Linked DNA regions of Homo sapiens: region 2 is linked to region 1. Evidence: read pairs that join two places in POLR2A ChIA-PET (ENCODE). Cell type or tissue: Caco-2. All regions are shown on one strand. Links, peaks and the distances in the headings refer to the core of each region. The heading gives the core; the rest is flanking DNA.

The links. ChIA-PET counts read pairs that join two places held together with the same protein. Peaks named below come from ENCODE experiments on the same cell type or tissue, not always from the same donor. Only the 100,000 strongest peaks of a DNase experiment are listed, where the experiment ranks them.
Region 2: POLR2A ChIA-PET joins it to region 1 with 6 read pairs; 4 of 35 experiments call an interaction of 5 or more read pairs at or near these places.

Annotation. Positions count from the first base shown.
Region 1 is chr20:44,232,359-44,235,271 of GRCh38, reverse strand. No RefSeq gene overlaps it. Among named protein-coding and RNA genes, the nearest start is that of GDAP1L1, 13 kb to the left of the region's middle. RefSeq lists an enhancer at 2,844-2,913. In Caco-2, for the core only: no CTCF peak of the experiment used is centred there; a DNase peak (open chromatin) is centred at 1,451.
Region 2 is chr20:44,290,750-44,293,662 of GRCh38, reverse strand. It overlaps LOC124904910 (a long non-coding RNA gene), which reads left to right and starts at 2,308. Exons shown (of 2, transcript XR_007067597.1): 1 at 2,308-2,913. In Caco-2, for the core only: no CTCF peak of the experiment used is centred there; a DNase peak (open chromatin) is centred at 1,695.

The DNA of each region.
Region 1 (2,913 bases), core at 155-2,654:
CAGAGGTTGCAGTGAGCTGAGATTGTGCCATCGCACTCCAGCCTGGGTGACAAGAGAGAAACTGCATCTCAAAAAAAAGAAAGAGCGAGAGATAGAGAGAGAGAGAGAAAAGTGAGCAAGAAAGAAAGAGAGAGAGAAAAGTGAGCAAGAAAAAAAGAGAGAGAGAAAGAAAGAAAACAAGAAATGCCTGGCCCCAAATCCCCAGCTAGGAAGCAAGCATAGCTGGCGTTGGGACCCAGGTCTATCTGACCCCCAAATCCAGTTGAGCTTGTCCCATCTCTTACCTCTGCCTCCATGTAGCGGATGCTGAAATGGCCACAGATATGGGTAGGGTCGGGGTGGGGAACATCTTTCAGCCCGTAAGGAGTACCCAGAAGATTTTGCTTCCAAATTCTGGGCAAGAATGGCTTTCCTGAGAGCAAGAAGTCACTTGAATTTTGCTGTGAAAAATCTTAACAGCTAACGCGTAACTTCTACATCTATTGCATCAGGGTTCACTGACTCGAGAAGCTGTAGGCATATGGGAGAAGTGTCATGAATGTGAGGCAAGCCAGGCATAAAGCAATGCTGTGTGGTGGAGACTGTGGCAAACTGGGGAGCACAAGTTCCGCTCAACAGGACAGCCGCTCCTCGTCCAGCCACTGGAATGCAAACCCAGGTGCCAGCGATTCTGGGTTTTCACGAACCTGGAAATCCAGAGGTTTGTGTGAATTTGCTCATTTAAAAATGTATTAATAAATTCGACTGGGTGCAGTGGCTCCCGCCTGTAATCCCAGCACTTTGGGAGACCAAGGCAGGTGGATCACCTGAGGTCAGGAGTTCGAGACAAGCCTGGCCAATATGACGAAGCCCCATCTCTTAATACAAAATTAGCTGGGCATGGTGCTGTGCGGCTGTAATCCCAGCTACTTGGGAGGCTGAGGCAGGAGAATCGCTTTAACCTGGGAGGCAGAGGTTGCAGTGAGCCAAGATGGCGCCACTGCACTCCAGCCTGGGCAACAGAGCAAGACTCCATCTCATAAAAAATAAAAATAAAAATTTATTGATAAATTTATATAAAAAAGAACACTGGGGCAGGCATAACAGAACATATCTACAGGGTGGATCCAAGCCCACACCTTGTCTGTTTGCAACCTCTGCATTAGAGCATTTAATTTTTGCCACACTCCCAGAGGCAGTATGTTTGGTAACATAGCACTCATTACTTTAACAGATACAAGTCACAGTAGCTAAACACATGGACGTTTATTTTTCACTCATATAAAGTCCAGTTGGCAGCGGTGTGGGGAGGAACAAAGAGTTCTATCAACTTTCCCTTGGGGCTTTGAAGCTACCCCAGGCATTGATATCCAATGGGCAGATGGGCAGAGAGAGTGGCGGATCATGGGGGTTTTATGGGCAGCAGCATTCCTCACTTCTGCCCACATTCATTGGCCACAACTCAGTCATGTGGTCGCCCCACCTCAATGCAAAGTGGAGCTGGGAAATGCAGTCCCTGGTGAGTGGCAGCCTCTTTCCAACACCTACTGCGTCCTATGGACTGAGAACACAGGTCTCTGGGGGCAGAGATCCATCTCTGCCTCACGCAGTTATTATCATCATCTCTATTTTACAGATGAAGACATGAATCTCAGAGAGGGTAAGTGACCTGTGAGAAGTCACACAGCCAGGAGCCCTGTCTTACTGACTCCAATCCAGGGATCTTTCCTCCATCTGTGTTTCTCAACCTTGCATCTCATGAGAATCACCTATGGCACTTGTTAAACATACAGGTTCCTGGTCCTCACCCCAGACTTTGAATCTGAATGTTCAGCGGAAGAATGTGGTAATCCTAGATGGTTCTTATATTAGGCTCTACACTGGTGGCTGAACCTTAGCACCATCTGGGTAGCTTTGTGAAACAAGAATCTCTTGGCCCTGACACCTAGCAATTCTGATTCAGTTGGTCTGGGGCAGGAGCCCTGACATGGACATTTTATAAAGCTCCCAGGTGATCCTGAAAACCACTGCTTCTGCTCCAAACCAAACTGGGCTGGTCATCAGTCTCACCCAGTAGAGATTTCAAGCTGAAGCAGTGAAAGAGAAGGTGGCGGGGAGTGGAGGGGTGTCAATCACTGATTTTTTACCCTGTGTGCACATTAGAACTAACTAAGGCCTTTTATAAAGTAGCAATGCCAGGAATCCAGCCCTAGAGATTCTGATTTAATTGGTTTATGGTATGGCCTGGGAATCCACATTTATTTATTTATTTATTTATTTATTATTTATTTTTAAGATGGAGTCTCACTCTGTTGCCAAGACTGGAGTGCAGTGGCATGATCTTAGCTCACTGCAACCTCTGCCTCTCGGGTTTAAGTGATTCTCCTGCCTCAGCCTTCCCGAGTAGCTGGGCTTATGCCTGCCACAACAACCAGTTAATTTTTGTATTTTTAGTAGAGACAGGGTTTCACCATGTTAGCCAGGTTGGTCTCAAACTCCTGACCTCAAGTGATCCACCCGCCTTGGCTTCCCAAAGTGTTGGGACTACAGGCGAGAGCCTGTAATAAAATAAATAAATAATAAATATAAATATAAATATAAATAAAATATAAATAAAAAATATATATAAATAAAAATAAATAGGTGCACAGCCTATTTATTTATAAAATAAATTTATAAAAATAAATTTATTTAAAAAATATAAATATAAAAAATATATAAATATAAATAAATAATTAGGCGCCCAGCCTATTTACTTATTTTTGAGACAGAGTCTTGCTGTGTCGCCAGGCTGGAGTGCAGTGGCATGATCTTGGTTCTCTGCAACCTCTGCCTCCTGGGTTCAAGCGATTCTCCTCTCTCAGGCTCCCATGTAGATGGGACTACAGGCACCCACCACCACGCCCAGCTAATTTTTGTATTTTTAGTAGAGAT
Region 2 (2,913 bases), core at 149-2,648, 58 kb before region 1:
ATCTCAATACATACATACATAAATAAATAAAATAAGGCCTCTGCTCCTGACACATCCTTCCTCTAACCTTCTGTGGGCGCATCAATGGGGCAGGGAATAAACTCTACCGACAGTGGGAGGTCCTGCAAAGTTTCATGTCAAAGGCCAGGAATGTACAATCCAATTGGGGAAGACGAATAGTCTAATCTACTGCCTTTACCTTCAGTACTTGAACTCTCTGAGCCTCAGTTTTCTCATCCATGAAACATAAAAACTGCACTTCTCAGGGTTAGAAATAATTTATGTAAATTTCAGAGTGCATAGTTAGTAGTCAATGAATGGAAGCTATTATTATCAGCTCCATTTCAGAGATGAGAAAACTAAGGCCTTTAGGTAATGTAGGTTGCTAGAAAGGAACCAAACAGGTCTTTGGAGATAAGCTGATGTGATCTAGGCAATTGAGTCTGTGACTTTGGCAGTGAGGAACCAATGAGCTAAAGAAAATATGCCCTTTAGAAGCCCTTACTGTCCTCCCCAGCAGGAATCCTGTAATGATGGAGAGACCTTTCTTAACAGTCTAAACTTTGGGGACACCTACTACCACAGTCCTGGCAGTGTTGTCCATCAGACTACTGAACTCTGATAGCCACCGTCGTCTTCATTTCTGAAGCACCTGATGGCAACTCATAGAAGGCTGGGCAGCTGACAGATTTCTGGGTAAATGCCTATGTATTGACACTTCCTGTCTCCCACTCTGGATTTTCTCCATGATGTTCTGAGAGACAGAATGGGACCAGGAGCCAGGCATGGTGGTGCACGCCTGTAGTTCCAGCAACTCAGGAGGCTGAGATGGGAGGATCACTTGAGCCCAGGAGTTTGAGGCTGCAGTGAGCTATGATCTCACCACTGCACTCCAGCCTGGGCAACAACAGAGTGAGACTCTGTCTCTAAAAATAAAAATAAAAATAATGGGACCAGGGAAAGGACTCCTAGGGCTCTAGTCCTCTTACAGTGGGATCCTGACCAAACCAGACATCACCCCATGCAGGGCCTTGGTGTCCCATATGTAGAACAGGTGGGTGAGGGGTTTCCAATGTCTTCCAGCCCATACCGAGTCTGCCATTTTCTTTCTTTCTCCTCCTCTCCTCTCCTCTCCTCTTTTCTCTCTCTCTCCCCTTCCCTCCTTCCTTTCTTCTTTCCTTCCTCCCTCCCTCCCTCCCTTCTCTCTCTCTGTTTCTCTCTTTCTCCTTCCTTCCTTCCTTCCTTCCTCCCTCCCTCTCTCTCTTTCTTTCTTTCAAGACAAAGTCTCCCTCTTGTTGCCCAGGCTGGAGTGCAGTGGCGCAATCTCGGCTCACTGCAACCTCCGCCTCCCAGTTCAAGCAATTCTCCTGCTTCAGCCTCCCCCTAGTAGCTGGGATTACAGGCGGGCACCACCATGCCTGGCTAACTTGTATTTTTAGTAGAGACAGGGTTTTACTATGTTGGCCAGGTTGGTCTCAAACTCCTGACCTCAGGTGATCCACCCATCTTGGCCTCCCAACGTGCTGGGATTACAGGTGTGAGCCACCGCGCCCAGCCAGAGTCTGCCATTTTCTCCAGCAGTCTACCTGATCTTCTTCTCATTCACAGTTATTCCTTATGCCAGAGGCTGCTAGCTGTCCAGGAAAATCTGTTCTCTTCTTCCTTAGCAATAGACTACCCAGCCAGATACTACATTTCCCAGCCTCCTTTGCAGCTGGGTGAGGCCCTCCATTCTTACCATTGGAATGTGAGCGGAAGTGATATGTTGCTCTTTCAAGTCTAGGCCTTAAACTATTGGGCATATGTTCCTCCATCGTCTCTTTCCTGTCCTATCACATAAAACCCGGCTTCTCATGATCGAGTTTTGACCATGCAGATGAAGACAATGCACTGGAAGGTGGAGTAACAGTCAGCAAACAGACACCGGCCAGTCTGCACCACTGAACTTGTTAATGGGAGATAACTGAACTTCCCCTACCCCTTTTAAAGATTTTAGTGATGGGGTTTCACTTTGTTTTCCAGGCTGGATTTGAACTCCTGGGCTTAAGCGATCCTCCTGCCTCAGCCTCCCCAAGATAACTGAACTTTTACTCTCTTTTTTTTTTTTGAGATGGAGTCTTGCTCTGTTGCCCAAGCTGGAGTACAGTGGCGCCATCTCAGCTCACTGCAACCTCCGCCTCCCAGGTTCAAGCAGTTCTTCTGCCTCAGCCTCCCGAGTAGCTGGGATTACAGGTGACTCCCACCATGCCCGGCTAATTGTTGTATTTTTAGTAGAGACAGGGTTTCACCATGTTGGCTGGTCTCAACTCCTGACCTCATGATCTGCCTATCTCGGCCTCCCAAAGTGCTAGGATTACAGGTGTGAGCCACCATACCTGAACTTTTACGCTCTTAAGCTCCAGGTGTTTCTTCCCTCTTGTTAAAACAGCTCAGCGTTCACCCTAATGATTCTGCACTTCCCAGCCCCTGTATTCCATCTCCTTTATTCCCACTTCTCCAAGCTGGGGTTCCTCATTCTCTTCATGCAGATATCCTTAGAAAAGCTACTGTGTGTTGGCCATTTATTGGAGACAGCTCATTTGGGCAACAGTCTTTCCACAGATTCTAGGAAGAGTTGCCAGCTCTTCTAACAACTGAAGACCCTCCCTGTCTCCAAACCGAGATGGGAGTTTCTCTGTCTTTGCTGTGGGCAGTCATCCCCAAATCTCAGCAGACTCTTCCTGCTGATCAGTCTTTCACTTATTGTTCTGGCCAAAATTGCTTTCCATCCTGCTTCCAGAGTTCCCCTTACCTTCAAGCAATATTGCTCTCTTCTTCAGCCCCAAAGCTGGAGGCTCCCTGGGGGTGGGGACTGGGTCCTATTTAATGACTCTGGCCCAGGGTAGGTGCTTCCGGAGTGTTTGTAAATGGATT